Regions from separate parts of the Mus musculus genome. Here region 2 is linked to region 1. The links are chromatin loops, found by intact Hi-C in ENCODE. Cell type or tissue: left cerebral cortex. All regions are shown on one strand. Links, peaks and the distances in the headings refer to the core of each region. The heading gives the core; the rest is flanking DNA. Region 1 overlaps Sdhaf3 (succinate dehydrogenase complex assembly factor 3). Region 2 has its middle 160 kb from the start of Sdhaf3.

Region 1 (8,976 bases), core at 639-8,638:
ATCTATAGCACACACTCAGCAAACCATTCTTCCCTAGGGCCTCATCCTTCCTGATGCTGCGACACTTTAATGCAGTTCCTCATGTTGTGGTGACCCCAACCATAAAATTATTTTTATAACTGTAAATTATGGCACAGTTATGGATCTTAATATAAATATCTGATATGCAGGACATGTGCAATCCCAGTGAAAGGGTTGTTTAACCCTCAAGGGGTCTTGGCCACAAGTTAATCACTGCCTTAGGAGAAAAGTCAGTGACTATACTGATGTCCAAGTTGCACAAAAGCTAACTAAACAAGTGGACTTACTGTAGTGTTTATAAAAATTGAGAGCCCCATCAAGGCTTAACTTATTTTTTTTAATAAACACAAAAGAATTTCATGTTTAGGGATTGGAAGAGGACAATTCTCCACAATTGGATCTTAAGTTTAATAAAATTCCTACAAGATAAACTTATTCTGACAAATTATATGGAAAAGTACAGGTTTCAGACTAGTTTAAACAAACTTTGAAACAAATAGAGTATAAAGAGGTGGATGGAATTTGTACGAAAGAGACACAAATTAAAACCACAATGAAATTATCAGAACACATTTAACAGAACTGACAGAGTATAATGTACGATAATATCAAATGCAAAGCAGTATACAGATTATTAATACAAAACTAAGCATGAAATAACTACATTTTAGCAATTGTAATCTTTATTTTGTGTTTACCTTGAACACTTGTGTTAACACAGAAAATTGTACACAAATGTTTATATATTTATTTGTTATATTTAGAAATTAGACATTAACTGACATGACCTTCAAAGGTAGATGTTTAAACAAACTAGTTCATTCCATGGGATGCTATTAAATAATGAAAATACACCCAAGCAACAACTTGGACGGTGACTATGCTGAATAAAAACTGGCGGCCTAGAAAGTTAATCACAATTTACTTTATATGACAAAATTTCAGATTTATTTTTATAAATTTGTTTTTATGTTTATGTGTGTGTGTGTCTGTCTGCATATGCACCATATGCATATTGTTCCTATAGTGGCCGCTAGAGGGCAGAAGACACCCTGGTACTGGTGCTAAGTCACCTAAGTGGTTGTAAGTTGCTCTGTGAATACTGGGAACCAACACCTAGTCCTTTAAAATGAGTGCATGTTTTTAACCCCAGCATTTTTCTTTTCCCTTCTTTCTTTTCTTTTTCTTTTTTTGATATTTTCTTTATTTACATTTCAAATGTTATCCCCTTTCCTAGTTTCCCCCTCCAAAAATCCCCTATCCCTTCTCCCTTCCTACTGCTCACCAACCCACCCACTCCTGCTTCCTGGCCCTGGCATTTCCCTATACTGAGGCATAGAACCTTCACAGGACCAAGGGCCTCTCCTCCCGTTGATCACCAACTAGCCCATCCTCTGCTACATATACAGCTAGAGCCACGAGTCCCACAGTATGTTTTTTTGATTGGTGGTTTAGTCCCAGGGAGCTCTGGGGGTACTGGTTACTTCATATTGTTGTTCCTCCTATGGGGCTGCAAAACCCTTCAGCTCCTTGGATACTTTCTCTAGCTCCTTCATTGGGAACTCTGTGCTCTGTCCAATGGATGGCTGTGAGCATCCACTTCTGTATTTGTCAGGCACTGGCAGAGCCTCTCAGGAGACAGCTATATCAGGCTCCTGTCAGGAAGCTCATGTTGGCCTCCACAATAGTGTCTGGGTTTGGTGGTTGTTTATGGGATGGATCCCAAGGTGGGACTGTCTCTTCAGTCATTCCTTCAGTCTCTGCTCCAACTTTGTCTATGTATCTCCTTCCATGGGTATTTTGTTCCCCCTCTAAGAAGGATTGAAGTATCCACACTTCTTCTTGAGTTTCATGTGTTTTGCAAATTGTGTCTTGGGTACTCCGAGCTTCTGGGCTAATATCCACTTATCAGTGAGTGCATACCATGTGTGTTCTTTTGTGATTGGGTTATCTCACTTAGAATGATATCCTTCCAGATCTCTCCATTTGCCTAAGAATTTTATGAATTCATTGTTAATATCGTCATCATTTTTAATAGCTGAGTAGTACTCCATTGAGTAAATGTACAACATTTTCTGTATCCATTCCTCTGTTGAAGGATATCAGGGTTCTTTACAGCTTCTGGCCATTATAAATAAGGCTGCTGTGAATATAGTAGAGCATGTGTCCTTATTACATATTGGAGCATCTTCTGGGTATAGGCCCAGGAGTGGTATAGCTGAGTCCTCAAGTAGTACTATGTCCTACTTTCTGAGGAACTGCCAAACTGATTTCCAGAGTGGTTGTACAAGCTTGCAATCCCACCAACAATGGAGGAGAGTTCCTCTTTCTCCACATCCTCACCAGCATCTGCTGTCACCTGAATATTTGATCTTAGCCATTCTGACTAGTGTGAGGTGGAATCTCAGGGTTGTTTTGATTTGCATTTCCTTGATGATTAATAATGTTGAACATTTTTTTAGGTGCTTCTCAGCCATGTGCTATTCCTCAGTTGAGAATTCTTTGTTTAGCTCTGTACCCCACTTTTTTTATAGGGTTATTTGGTTTTCTGGAGTCAAACTTCTTGAGTTCTTTGTATATATTGAATTTTAACCCTCTATTGGATTTAGGATTGGTAAAGATATTTTCCCAATCTGTTGGTGGCCTTTTTGTGTTATTGACAGTGTCCTTTGCCTTACAGAAGCTTTGCAATTTTATGAGGTCCCATTTGTTAATTCTTGATCTTACAGCACAAGCCATTGGTGTTCTGTTTAGGAATTTTTCCCCCTGTGCCCATATCTTTGAGGCTTTTCCCCACTTACTCCTCTATAAGATTCAGTGTCTCTGGTCTTTTGTGGAGTTCCTTGATCCACTTAGACTTGAACTTTGTACAAGGAGATAAGAATGGATCAATTTGCATTCTTCAACATGCTAATCAACTGTTGAGGCAGCACCATTTGTTAAAAATGCTGTCTTTTTTCCACGGGATGGTTTTAGCTTCTTTGTCAAAGATCAAATGACCATAGGTGTGTGGGTTCATTTCTGGGTCTTCAATTCTATTCCATCGATCTACCTGTCTGTCACTGTACCAGTACCATACAGTTTTTAATCACAATTGCTCTGTAGTACAGCTTGAGGTCAGGCATGGTGAATCCACCAGAGGTTCTTTTATCCTTGAGAAGAGTTTTTGCTATCCTAGGTTTTTTGTTATTCCAGATGAATTTTCAAATTGCCCTTTCTAACTCTGTGAAAAATTGAATTGGAATTTTGGTGGAGATTGCACTGAATCTGTAGATTGCTTCAGCAAGATAAGGCTTATCTTCTTAAATGGTACTTCATGATATGAGAATGCAGGACACTTCAATTCCTGGTTTGGTCAGTGTTGTTGTCTTGCTATGTGGCAACCGATACATGTTTGGTCTTTATAGAAACTGGTACCCCAGGGACTGGAGAGATGGCTTAGTGGTTAAGAACATTGGTAGCTCTTCCAGAGGATCCAGGTTTGATTCTCAGCACCCAGGTAACTAAGTTCTAAGGAATATAATGTTGCTTCTGATTCTTTGAGGAAACCAGAAATACAGACAGTGCACACACACACACACACACACACACACACACACACACACACACTCACACACACACACTCATACACCTAAAATAAAATAAACCTAATTAAAAAAAGACCTGCTACCAGAGATCTGAGGTTTCCAAGTATTCAGAACAAGTTTGAATAGTATAATATCCTTTTCATTTGTTTCATGTAGTATTTTAAGTGCCTGATGCAGGGAGAGATATGGCATACGCCTTTAATCCCAGCACTCACGAGGCAGAGGCAGGTGGATTTCTGAGTTAGAGGCCAGCCTGGTCTACAAAGTGAGTTCCAGGACAGCCAGAGCTACAGAGAAACCCTGTCTCAAAAAACAAAACAAAACAAAAACAAAGCAAAGAATTTTTTTCCCCCCTCAGGGCTATCCTGGAACTCACTCTGTAGACGAGGCTGGCCTTGAACTCAGAAATCCACCTGCCTCTACCTCCCGAGTGCTGGGATTAAAGGCGTGTGCCACCACGCCTGGCTAAGAATGTTTTAAGAGTAATGTGGAAGAAACCTGAAACTGAGTGCTAGCCATGTGGTTTCCTTAGGCTGCAGTGAGTGCCATTTTCTTCAGGAAGAAGAGAGAAGGAGCATGCCCACATGTTACACAGAATTTAACATTTGCTTTGAAGTGGTTTACAAGTGGATTTCGTTATTTGTATTTGAACCTGAGGCTAACCTAATTGCCCTAGGCATATGAGTGAGGTAACACAATCACAAAAGAACTCAAATGATATGTACTCACTGATAAGTGGATATTAGCCCAGAAACTTAGTATACCCGAGATATAAGATACAATTTGCAAAACACATGAAACTGAAGAAGAACGAAGACCAAAGTGTGGACACTTTGCCCCTTCTTAGAATTGGAAACAATCACCCATGGAAGGAGTTACAGAGGCAAAGTTCGGAGCTGAGACCAAAGGATGGACCATCTAGAGACTGCCATATCCAGGGATCCATCCCATAATTAGCCTCCAAGCGATGACACCATTGCATACACTAGAAAGATTTTGCTGAAAGGACCCTGATATAGCTGTCTCTTGTGAGACTAGGCAGGGGCCTAGCAAACACATAAGTAGATGCTCACAGTCAGCTATTGGATGGAGCACAGCGCCCCCAATGGAGGAGCTAGAGAAAGTATCCAAGGAGCTAAAGAGATCTGCAACCCTGTAGGTGCAACAACATTATGAACTAATCAGTACCCGGGAGCTCTTGACTCTAGCTGCATATGTATCAAAAGATGGCCTAGTCGGCCATCACTGGAAAGAGAGGCCCATTGGACACGCAAACTTTATATGCCCCAGTACAGGGGAATGCCAGGGCCAAAAAATGGGAATGGGTGGGTAGGGAAGTGGCGGGGAGGGTATGGGGGACTTTTGGGATAGCATTCTAAATGTAATTGAGGAAAATACGTAATAATAAAAAAAATTTTAAAAATTTTGTGTAATTTCACAACCTTCCACTTGGTGGCAGAAAATCCTTATGTATAGAAAGACTTTACAGCCAGAAAACTTTTAGTCCAAGCATCAACATTCATAAATTATTTAAGTTAGGTATGTTGTTGCCATCCTACATATCTTACGTGCATACTGAGTTTAAAATAAAGTTGTTCTTCCTATGTTTTCTATGAAGTTTTTTTTCTTTTTTTTTCTTTTTTTCCAATTTTTTATTAGGTATTTTTGGGTATGCTATCCGGAAAGTCCCCTATGCTCTCTCCCCCCACCCCCCACTCCCCTACCCATCTTTCTATGAAGTTTTAATCCATTTTGAAGGGGTCATTGAATGTTTCTGAATAGCATTTATGTAATTGTGTTTTCTTAGGAGAAATTGAGAAGAGTTATGTTAGCTCCAGTGTAAAAACTAATGTGTGAGCTAGAGAAAGCACCCAAGGAGCTGAAGGGGTCTGCAGCCCTATAGGTGGAAAAACAATATGAACTAACCAGTACCTCCAGAGCTCGTGTCTCTAGCTCCATATGTAGCAGAAGATGGTCTAGTCAGCCATCACTGGGAAGAGAGGCCCCTTGGTCTAGCAAAATTTATATGCCCCAGTACAAGGGAATGCCAGGGCCAAGAAGTGGGAGTGAGTGGGTAGGGGAGCAGGGTCGGGGAGGGCATAGGGGAGTTTTGGAATAGCATTTGAAATGTAAATGAAGAAAATATCTCATAAAAAATTTAAAAAACTAATGTGTGACATGAAAAAATTAATAATTGATTCACTAAGATTTTTTGTATTAAGTTATTTTTTTTGCCTTTTTTTCACTGTTTTCAAAGTCTTCTCTATATTTTCCTATTCTTAACTGAGGAAATTAATTCATGCAGTATATTTTATGTAAATGTCCATTATGTGTTAGGTACCATTCTACGTACTGATGACCATAGGTAGTAGCAAACAAAAAAATCCAAGGAGGCTGGCAGAATTTCTCGGTGGGCCAAGGTGCCTGTGGTCAGACTGTATTTAATATTGGATCCACAAGAGGGCAGGAGAGAACCAGTTTCTGAGAGCTGTTCTTTGACCTACACATGCCCAACACACAGACACACACACACATAGACACACACATACATAGACACACACACACACACACACACACACACACACACACACACTCTTAATAAGAAATTAACTAAACAAAATACAAGACAAGCAAACTGTGACATGATAGGGGTTTTTGTTTGTTTTAGATTTATTTGTGTATGTGTCTCTGTGTATGAATGTACAGGTGCCTTTGGAGTATCAGAAGAGGATGTCAGATCTCTTGCAACTTGAGGTGCAGGAAGTTGTAAGCTGTCTGGCATGCGTGCTGGAGACTGGAGAGCATTTAGAGCCCTCAGTCCCTGGCACACCTTTCAGCCTTTCCAGTCATAGTGTTCATATGCACCAAGTATAAAATGTATTTGAGTTAGTGTTCGTCATGTTTCTAGAACAGAATACACTGTCTGTGACCTTCTTAAGAGCATGCAGCTTTTCCATGGGCAGAACAGACGGTTGGAGTGTGGGGCTAAGAGTGATGTGATGACCTAAAATGTCAAGTTAGACATTTAGAAAACTGCTGAAAAAAGTCAAACTCTTCTTTTCCCTCTGTTTTTGAAGAGTAGATGGTAATGACTAAAAGGACACTGGTTACTTTCTGTCTGTAACATTTTGACATTTTTCAGTGAGCTTAAATGTTTTTCTTTTTTAAAGCAGTATTTGTATTTTTTAGTTTTTGAAAATTTTATATTATGTATTTTGAACATATTCACCCACTGTCTGACCCAGTGTTATTGCTCTTAAGAAACATCATAACTACTGCAACACTTATACAAGAAAGCATGTCATTGGGGCTTGCTTGAAGTTCTAGAGGTTTAATCATGGTGGGAGCATGGCAGCATGTAGGCGGATACTTCTGGAGAAGTAGCTGAAAGATCCATGCTGATCTGGAGATAGAGAGACTCTGGGCTTTTGAAACCTCAAAGCCCAGCCCCAGTGATCTACCTCCTCCAACAAGGTCACACCTCCTAATCTGGTGACCAAGCCTATGGGAGCCATTCTCACTAAAATCACCACAGCCCCTAACTGCTTTCCTAACTGTCCCCTCTACCCTCCGGCCATCTCTTCTACCCTTTCTGTCATGTTTTTGCATAATTTGATATCAGGCTGTGGTGCATGTAGGGAATGAAAGAAGTACAAAGGCACCGTCTCCGTATATGTTTGAAATACCAATTAATTGACTTAGAAAACTGGGCTTCATTGTTAGAACTGTAATATAATTATTTAGAATGGATGTTGCTGTGAAGATAAGTTTTCAAGTTATGAAAACATATCTGGGTACTTTATGGCAAAAACAATTCCATTTACATGACCATTGTAAAAAAGAACATAAAATAACTAGTGATAGGCCACACCTCTGCCTTTTAGCTGTTCGTATCTCTAAAGCTTTTTCTTTGTTTCCCTAAAGAATATACTTATGGTTTTGTTTTTAAAAATTTCTTAGAATTGCCTGCAGTCCTTTTTGAAGGTACGTTTTTGGGAAAATTGACCTCCATGTGAGTGCGGAGACAGGCAGAGAATCTCAGGGTGAATTCTGCTCAATAGAAGATGCTCTTAGATCAGCATCTTTGGTGTGTTCGATGTGTTTCCGTGCATTAAACATTTAAACCTAAATGTTTTATAGGCACTGTCTTTTTGTCTCCAGTTGGATGAGCTTACTTTGGAAGTTTTGTGAAACCATTTGTCCCATCAGTTGTCCTTGTTTCAGATTATTATGAGTGCTTTGACAGAGTCAGATGCTCCAAATCATGTACCTTCTTTTCCATTTTGGCATAAGTGTGAGCAGGTCCCATTAAACAGGAGACCCCTGTGCCCCTAATACCACTCCAGAGGCTGGGTGCTCACTTACAGAGTTTTGTCAAGTCTTGCGCGCGCTCGACTGGCCAGGAAGAACGACGTTGCAACAGGATCCTTCTGCACACGTTTATTGGGAGAGCTTGATTGTAGAGGCGAAAAGACCCCGAGCCCAGAACTGGTGCTGCTTTTATAGGCCTAGGAGGGGCGTGTCTCACACCCGGATCTGTTATGCACTAAGCCTCATTTGCATGTTCCTCATCTGATTGGCTACTCTCTCGCAGTACCTTACAGAACCTCATTATCATACCTCATTTGCATGTCTCACATCTGATTGGTTATACTCTCAGTACCTTACAGAACCTCATTATCATACCTCATTTGCATGTCTCACATCTGATTGGTTATACTCTCAGTACCTTACAGAACCTCATTATCATGCCTGGGCCAGGCAGTGTCTTTGCAAAAAACTTTACTGCATATGTACACATTGGTTGTTTGTCCAATCTTATGCGTGGTGGCCAGCAGTAGTCAGTGCCACTCAGCAACGGCACATGTGGCTTCCCACATCTCCCCCTGTTTGTTTTAATAAAATGAGGCTGGACTAGGCCTGTGCAATTATGCCCATCCGCCGTGGCTCCTGTTTTAGGTCGTTCCTCTAATGTCACAGCCTTACCCGTCATAGGGTAACCCTATCGCCACCGGGCCCCATGTCTTAGGTTGGACTGTGCACGAGGAAAGTTGCCCGTCTCTGGATACTGCAGTGCTGTGTGACAATAACTGCTAGCTAAATGACCTAGGGCGAACTCTGCAAAAGAGGCCAGCCAAAAAATGAATTAGTGGGGAAATCATGATCACCCTATTGATGAGCAAGGGCTGATCAATGATTGTTGAGTCTCTCTCATCTAATCTCATGCTGACTAATTCTTGAGCATAGATAACCAAATTTCAGGGGAGGAGCCGTTTTCAATAGCTAAAAGTGCCTGAGTTATAATCACCTTGTCACGTTTTTGTTGAGTTCTGAATTTGCATACCAATCAGCATGAACACCAGTCCAC
Region 2 (8,976 bases), core at 345-8,344, 120 kb after region 1:
GAGTTACATAGACAACGTTTGGAGCTGAGACAAAAGGATTGATCATCTAGAGATTATCATATCCGGGGATCCATCTCATAATCAGCCTCCAAACGCTGACACCATTGCATATACTAGGAAGATTTTGCTGAAAGGACCCTGATGTAGCTGTTTCTAGTGAGACAATGCTGGGGCCTAGCAAATACAGAAGTGGATGCTCACAGTCAGCTATTGGATGGATCACAGGGCCCCCAATGGAGGAGCTAGAGAAAGTACCCAAGAGCTAAAGGGATCTGCAACTCTATAGGTGGAACAACAATATGAACTAAGCAGTACCCCCCAGAGCTCATGCCTCTAGCTGCATTTGTATCAGAAGATGGCCTAGTTGATCATCAGTGGAAAGAGAGGCCCATTGTAATGCAAACTTTATATGCCTCAGTATAGGGGAACGCCAGGGCCAAGAAGTGGGAGTGGGTGGGTAGGAGAGTGTGTGGGGGAGGGTATGGGGGACTTTTGAGATAGCACTGGAAATGTAAATGAAGAAAATACCTAATTTTTTAAAAAAGGAAAAAAAAGGTACTGAAAGCATTAATAGAGAAAGCCCAAGTCTTTCAAAGGAAGGGTCTTTAGAATACCATCAAACCTCTCAGCAGGAGACCTCCAACCAAAGTTGGTCAAGAGTATAGAAGGTCACAGTCACTACACAGCAATTTAGAACAAGTCTATCAAGAAGATATAATACAAATATATACGCATAAAAGTTGATTTCATGAAACAGAAGTGGATTCAGATAAAACAACAGTGGATCACTGGACAAAGCTGTCAAAAAGGAAACCTGAGATAAATGCATACTAGATTATACAGAATTGATATTGAGAAAAAATTCCACCCAACAAGCTGAAAACCTCACATTCTTTGTAGCAGTAAATAGAATTTTATAAACAGTAGACCATACTCTGATCTTTAAGTCTCCTCTTCTCTTCTCTTCTCTTCTCTTCTCTTCTCTTCTCTTCTCTTCTCTTCTCTTCTCTTCTCTTCTCTTCTTTTCTCTTCTCTTCTCTTCTTTTCCTTCCTCTTCTCCTTCCTTCCTTCCTTCCTTCCTTCCTTCCTTCCTTCCTTCCTTCCTTCCTTCCTTCCTTCCATGTGATCTCACGAAACTAAAAAGCTTCTGCAAAGCAAAGGATGCCATCAATAGGACAAAATGACAGCCTACAGAGTGGGAAAAGATCTTCACCAATCCCATATATGTCACAGTGCTGATATGGAAATTATATAAAGAACTCAAGAAACTAGATATAAATGACAGAAATAATTTAAAGTTAGGGTGCAGATCTAAACAAAGAAAACACTTAAATGTTCAACATTCCTAGCCATCAAACTGCTTTTGATTCTGAGGCAGCATACATAAATCTTGCACAGGTTTGCACCAAATATGCTCATAGAATTGAAAGAAGCCCCTATCCCTAACCCAGAAACTATCTCAGGTTCATAACTACTTGCAAATGAAAAATTAGTTTTCTCCAATGGAGTCTCACTGGGGAAACAAACTACTTTTAAACTTAGGTCCCATATCTAGGAATAGATGTTGTGGTGGTTTGAATAGATTTGACCCCCCATAGATACATGTATTTGAATGCTTGGTCATAAGGAGTGGCACTATTAAGAGACATGGCCTTGTTGGAGAAAGAGTGTCACTGTGTAGTGGGCTTTGAGCTCTCCTATGTTCAAGCTCTGCCCATTGTGTCATCAGAGCCTCCTCCTGGCTGCCTGTGGAGGACAATCCCCTTTTGTTGCCTGCAGATCAAAATGTAGAACTTTTAGCTCCTCTAGCACCATGTCTCCCTATACATTGCCATGCTTTCTGCCACAATGATAATGGACTGAACTTCTGAAAATATAAGCCAGCCCCAATTAAGTTTTTTTTTTTTTTTTAAAATAAGAGTTGCCTTAGTCATGGTGTGTCTGCACAGCAATAAAATGCTAACTAAGACAGATGGCCAGCAGAAGATGAACTCTATGGTATCTTTGGGGGTTCTTTGCCTGATAATAACAATGCTAAGTTAGGGCATTGTTTTGTTTGTTTGTTTGTTTTTAAACATTATAGACCCTTTGAATATATATTATGGCTTCTAATCTTGTTTTATGGTATTCCTGGATGTATAGATGCATGTCTCTGTCTATATGCATTTCTTGTACTTCTTTGGCTCTTTTTTTTCTAATTGTGTGCTTTGTCTTATTCCTGCTGTTTGTTTTTGTTTTATATTATTTTACTTTATTATTATTCATTTGATATTTCTTGGCTTTCTAATGAGGGACAGAAAGGGTGTGGCTCCAGATGGCAGGGTAGGTGGGGGAAGAACTGGAGTAGAGGAACCATAATCAGACCATATTGTATGATAAAACCTCTCTTTCTCAGTAAAATAAAAACAGAAGACATTAGAATTCTAACCATATACGAATTAAACTGTGGTGTTCTCAATGTCATTAAAAAATGTACTGGAAGCCGGGCATGGTGGCGCACACCTTTAATCCCAGCACTCGGGAGGCAGAGGCAGGCAGGCGGATTTCTGAGTTCGAAGCCAGCCTGGTCTACAAAGTGAGTTCCAGGACAGCCAGGGCTATACAGAGAAACCCTGTCTCGAAAAACCAAAAAAAAAAAAAAAAACAAAAACAAAAACAAAAATAAAACAAAAACAAACAAAAAAAACCCAATAGGAGTTTGTGATTTCAATACTCAATTTTCTCCAATCTATAGATCATCTGGACAAAGAAAAATAAAGAGACAACAGAATTAAAGGACATTATACATCAAATGGACCTACAGATTCCTTCAGAATATTCCATCCAAATACCAATTAATGTACATTCTATTCAGCAGACCATGGAAGCTTTTCTAAAATAGACTACATATTAGACCTAAAGCAAATGTCAAAATATACAGAAAGATTGAAATTGTATCCTTTATGACCATTAAGCAATAAAACAAAACATCAGCAAAGAAATCTCTAGTAAGTACAAAAATTCATGGAGATTAAATAATTCATTATTGAATTATGAATGAGTCAAAGTGAAATCAAGGAAGAAATAAAAAATAATCCCTGGAAATAAAGGAAAATGAAAAAACAATACAAGCCATTCCATGGGATACAGCAAAAGCAGAGCTAAGAGGAATGTGTACAGCTCTAAGTCACTACACTACAAAGCCAACGCACATAAACAAATGGCATAGTGATGTAACTCAGCAATCTGGAACAAGAAAGCCCGACTTAAAGTCAGGAGGTGGCAAGAAATAATAAAAATGAAGGCAGAAGAGAGAGAGAGAGAGAGAGAGAGAGAGAGAGAGAGAGAGAGAGAGAGAGAGAATCTCAAACTAACAGAATTAGAAACAAACAGGGAAATCTCACAACACATACCAAAGAAATTCACAGTCTCCTAAGGGAATACTTAAAATATCTTCACCCTGTTTAAACTGGAAAGCCTAAAAGAAATAGACAAATTTCTTGGTTCATCCAAACCAAATTTCACCCACTGTGTTTAGCTAGGGTTACTTAGATGTCAATCCATCTCACCAGCCCAGAACTGATTCAAATTTGTTTGACTTGTGTATCTATTTTATTTGTAAGCCTGGCATTGTATAACATTTCTCAGGTGAGGAGGAGCTCCAAGTGGTAGGTATTTAAAAGGCCCTGGAATGAAGAACTCAAAAATGTTGCCAAACAGCAACACCTACTGAATTCTAAGAGACAGTCAGGTTAATATTGTTCTGAAGTGAGTTATCTTCAAGTCAATTGGTATCTTTGAAGCAATTGCAATAAAAATACCACCAAATTTCTCTTTTCGATTTCATATAGATTCTGATCACTATTAGTGAGGATTTACTCAGAAATTTAAGTAAGCAGAGTGACATTTTAATCCAGAATTATAAAGATCAATATATAAATGTAAGTAATTCCTAAACTGTTGGGAAGCACACTGAGAACCATAAAATTTGGGGAAAGATGGGTTCCAAGTTTGGAGGAGGATTTATTTCCTGGATAATACAGGTACCCCAGAGCTGTGATGGTTGATCTCCAGGTTGGCCCTGGAATGTGTGAAAAAGTGTAATGAGCCTGCTGTTACTGAGTGGCAAACAATGCAAATTGATGTCATCTGGTGCCACTGTGCCCAGCTGTGGGCATGCTAACAAGAACAGCAAACAGGCAGGGTGACCTTTGTCCTCTTCCTTTCAGTCGTCCTTTAGCGCCCTCTAGTGCCAGAGTCTATCTTGAATGCAGTTTTTAGAAGGGTGTTGGATTTGTAGAGTCAGAACCCCACAGGACTAAGAGAACACAGATGTGGCTGGAAGATGAGAGTGGAGTTTATATCATAGAGCGCGGTAGATGCCAAGTCTATCATTTTGAAATTGAAGTGTGAGGAATGTGCCCTTTTCAAATATTAAAGCAACTTATAACTGTTATAAAAAAGTTTGTAATTAACATTAGAGTACAAAATAGTGAGAAACAGTGAGCTGTCATCAGTAATCTTTATAAAAAGAGCAGTGTGTGTGTGTGTGTGTGTGTGTGTGTGAGTGTTTGTGTGTGTGTGAGTGTGTGTGTGTGAGTGTGTGTGTGTATGTGTGTGTGTGAGAGTGTGTGTGAGTGTGTGTGTGTGAGTGTGTGTGTGTGAGTGTGTGTGTGAGTGTGTGTGAGTGTGTGTGTGTATGTGTGTGTGTGAGTGTGTGTGTGTGTGTGTGAGTGTGTGTGTATGTGTGTGTGTGTAAGAGAGAGAGAGCATGTAATCTTCCCATTTCTATTTAAAAACTTTTGTGTGTGTGTGTAATTTATTTTTCTAGACAAGCTTTCTCTGTGTAAAGTTCCTGGCTGTCCTGGAACTCGCTTGGCAGAACAGGCTGACCTTGAACTCACAGAGATCTGCCTGCCTCTGCCTCTGCCTCTGGAGCCCTGGGATTAAAGGCGTGTGCCACATACCAGCCTTATTTAAAGCCCTTTTGTACCATATATCTTGATCATAGTATTTCCTCCCAGAGCTTTTCTACCTCCCTACCCAATCAAGTTCATGTTTTTGCTCTTTCTTAAATAACAACCACCCAGGTAAAACAGCAAAGCCCCAAAACAATATCAAAATAGACAAACTGAAAACAAACAAACAAACCCAACTAAACAACCAAAAACCAGAAAAACAGAAAAAAGTATAAATTAGACTAAAAATACCAAAACAAAAAGAACATACACATAACCATGGAGTTTCTTCATGTTAGCTAAGTACTGCTGGTCGTGGGGCCTGCCTGTTTTGTAGTTCATGTACTAAAAGGGTCACCCTAATATCATGCTACCAGTGTCATAGTACCTTGTCTTAAATAAGAATTGTGGTAGAAAACCAGAGAATTTTGTGGAAAGGGTGTGCTTGGGTCCCAAGTAAGGTCCAGGTATATTAAAAGAAGCCTAATTATAAAAAGTAAGGTTGCACAGTGTTTTAAAGAATATGTAGAGGACCATTGGTATGATATAATTATGGATAATGAACACTCCCACCAGACTCAAAGCCATATGAGGAAACTTGGCTTTTTACACAGAGACGGTTGCTACAGCCCTTGCTGAGAAATGAGAAGCATACTGGGAGAAGACACAACTTCTCTAACTGACAAGAGATGAAAGTCTCAGATGTTCACGAAATTCTACTAAATCATGGGGGTTGGGGGACAAAATGCAATACATGATGGGCATGGTGTTGTGGTGGGCACGGCTTAGTTGCCCAGGCTCCTGCAGATACTCCTCCACTTCTGCTTGTGTAATCAAGCTAACATAAACCAGTGGTTACAAAAGTGACCTGGAGATAGGAGGGGCTCTTGGGAAGGAGAGAGGCTTCATGGGAAGTAGGAGAGGAATGTGAGAGGCAATGGGATGCTAAAATGACCAAAATTCATTATATGTATTAAGGAACAATTTCAGAAATTAAAAAAATAGGCAAAACATATAAGCAAACATTTGATAAAAAAATTCGAGTGGTAAAATATATTCATGATACTATTTAAAATATGCAACGTTTGCAAAGGACATTTCATGAGTTTCTCTAATTTATTACAAAGAAAGGGGGGGGAAACCAAGACAATCCCCACTCCCCAAATGATATTCCAAGGTTTTCTGGAATCCACTTAGACTTAAAGATCACAGTGCAAGAATTCTAATGGAGATACATCAAGCAAGAGAAAGATGGGTTAAATGTATTCATTAGCACCTTGCTTCTGTTAGCTTCTGTCAGCCACTTAGAGACCCCAGTGAAAAAGCTCCTTTATAGTAATGGCTTCCAGAGCATATCATCTGTTCAAAGTTTGTGTGGCTCAAACACTCAGTGTGGTTATTATTTTATGTCTACATTTTCTCTTAAAGTCAGTGGCTAGTTAGGTGAATGTGTGTGGTATAATATCCACTAGATTGACAAGATATATAACAGGATAATATGGAGTGTTGGTGAGGCTTTGAGGAGAGAGGACTCTTTGTGCCTGGCTGGTGGGTATTTCCAGGAACCGGTGAAAATGAATAGGCATTTACTGCCAGACTGCTAAAGCCCTAGGCCTCAGTGCATGGTGCACAAGCATGCGTATTTCTTACAGCACTGCTTATGATAGCAGAGGAAAGGAAGACATACTGTCTATCACCAGTGAATCAGTTTAGTAAGCTCTGGAGGATGTGGTCAGAAGTTATGAGATGCACGTACAGTTAGCAATGGCAAGGATGGGTTTTGCAGGCAGTGTGGACACAGAAGATAAAGAAAAGAACCTCTATGGGAGAAAAGTGTTCATTTAGATGAGGAAAGAGAGCAATTACTATAGAACAACATTAGAATCTCTTAAGGTATATTTATGTTGGTCTTAATTTCATGCATTGAACCACGAGATAAATACTGCCTCCTCCCAGCACTTATGTACAAAGGGAGGAAGAAAAGAAATTATTGGAGGGGTGATCAGTGTACAGGAACAAATGGAATATGGTATAAGGATCAGCATAAAAAGACCAAACAAAGAACAGACATGTGCACCCACAAATAACAAGTCTGGTCACACAAATATTTCTACTGCAGAAATGTGCAGGGCTGGGTATGGAGAGAGTGAAAGAGAGACAAAAGAGAAGGGATGGAGATACAGAATCAAAGGAAACAGGTCAAGGGCTCCACTACCGAGTTACACCCCTAGATCTTGGAACTTTACTGTTTGCCAGTGTTGAGTAACTGTCCGGTGTCCAATGTGCGAAGCTGCCTTGTACTCTGGAATCACAGCAGAGAGGGGCCCTGTAGTCGGCTTGCACAGGTGTAATCAGACATTTTATTATTCCCCTGCCCTCTACCTATTTGGGCCTCTGCTGTTTCCATGTGCCCAACTTCTATCTATCCTACAAAACCTTCTTATATGGAAACTGCCTGGAAGCCTTTCTTGCTCACTCTAAGCAGATAGAGCTTCCCCTTTGGTGAACCCACATCTTTGTGTAACTTTTCTCCGACTTTTGCCACACTTTGAATGATAATGTTTTTTACGTGCTTGTTTTATTTTGACTTTCAGGCTATAACGTTTTAAGGACAGATCCTGCATAGTTCATCATTTTCTTTGCTGCCAGCCCAGCATGGTTGTGTTAGGGAACAGTTGCCAAATTTATGTAAAATTGCTTTGGAACCCTTCGAGCAGGGGATATGATATCACGTAACAAATCTGGCTAGCTAGGTTGGCAGGTTAGTAGTGGTTGGAGGCGCTGCTTTCAGTTGTTCTCAGAAGGATCCATTTACTGTCTGATGCCTAATAGTTTACTCATTGCTTTAGGTTAGAATCCCCTAAAGGTAATACACCTCTTTACTATATGACTGTGGCTGATGACAGCTCTTCTCAAACGTTAGGTTTTTTAGATAGGGACACACATATATGTGCTTGTGTGTCTGCTCTGGAGTGGAATAGACAACTGGTCATGAGAAGGATGGCAAACAGTGAGAGTGCCCCTTTAAATACTACACCAACTAGATCAAGGGATAGTTTAGAGGCAGAGGGCTAAGACTATCGTTAATAGTTTCAAGCCTGCTCAAAAGACAGTTGAAGGCTTATACTGGGAATTCAGAGGGGGGCTAGCATGGGTGGCGCACACATTTAATCCCAGATCTTGGGAGGCAGAGGCAGGATGATTTCTATGGGTTCAAGGCCAGTCTGGTCTACATAGTGAGTTTCAGAACAGACTGGGATATTTAGACAGTCTCACAACAAGCAGAAGGAATTGGTTGGATTACTAATGGGCTCTTATCTGGATCAACACATTAGACTTCTGTCTTTCCCTACATGAGAAGTGTGCATACAGACATAATTAGAGGTTGAAATTATTTATCTTGCTACCAATGAAAGCTGAATTCAAGATGGCCTCAATTCTACCCTCTGCCCCTGATTTGATACATCTATTTCATTTCCTCTTGCAGTCATTGACACGTCCCCTGAAGTGGCAGCCTCTCCAGAAGCCTCACTACACACTTTCACTAGAGAGTGATGAAAGATGTTTTTGTTGTGACTTCAAGATGACCTACAAAGATAAGCAAGGGATGAGGAGCCTGGTGGTTCCATTCATTCTTCCAATGTAGCCAGATAGCTACTTCACCCCACTTTCTAGGATGAATGAAGTGGTGGAGAGAGGCTAGAAAAATTCTTCTTCATGAACATATAAGTGGAAAGAAAGGGAAACGTTATACTCCACAACTAACACCATTTAAATAAGAGGTTGTGATTTTAACAGGAATTAAAAAAATTAAATGCAGATAAACCAATTTTTAGAATCTTGCTAAGACTGTTTCTATAGTACCTTCAATTAGTAGTGGAAATTGGATATTCTTTCATCAGCTGAATGATAAAAAGCTTTGTCAGGTGTGGATACCAGAAGAACACAGGGAAAGAAGGGCAACTCTTGCAGTTGAACACACCTTCTTCATGGCTAGGATCCATCAGTAGCTGGTGGTGCCTGGCATGTGAGATCTCAC

The links. Peaks named below come from ENCODE experiments on the same cell type or tissue, not always from the same donor. Only the 100,000 strongest peaks of a DNase experiment are listed, where the experiment ranks them.
Region 2: a loop joins it to region 1, with 15 times the contacts of the local background. A loop is called at or near these places in 6 of 42 quality-filtered maps.

Annotation. Positions count from the first base shown.
Region 1 is chr6:6,998,168-7,007,143 of GRCm38, forward strand. All of the region lies in intron 1 of Sdhaf3 (succinate dehydrogenase complex assembly factor 3), which reads left to right. Among named protein-coding and RNA genes, the nearest start is that of Sdhaf3, 47 kb to the left of the region's middle. In left cerebral cortex, for the core only: CTCF peaks have their summits at 1,068 (motif pointing right), 5,082 (motif pointing right) and 6,044 (motif pointing right); a DNase peak (open chromatin) is centred at 6,150.
Region 2 is chr6:7,116,143-7,125,118 of GRCm38, forward strand. No RefSeq gene overlaps it. Among named protein-coding and RNA genes, the nearest start is that of Sdhaf3, 160 kb to the left of the region's middle. In left cerebral cortex, for the core only: a CTCF peak has its summit at 4,233 (motif pointing left); a DNase peak (open chromatin) is centred at 4,214.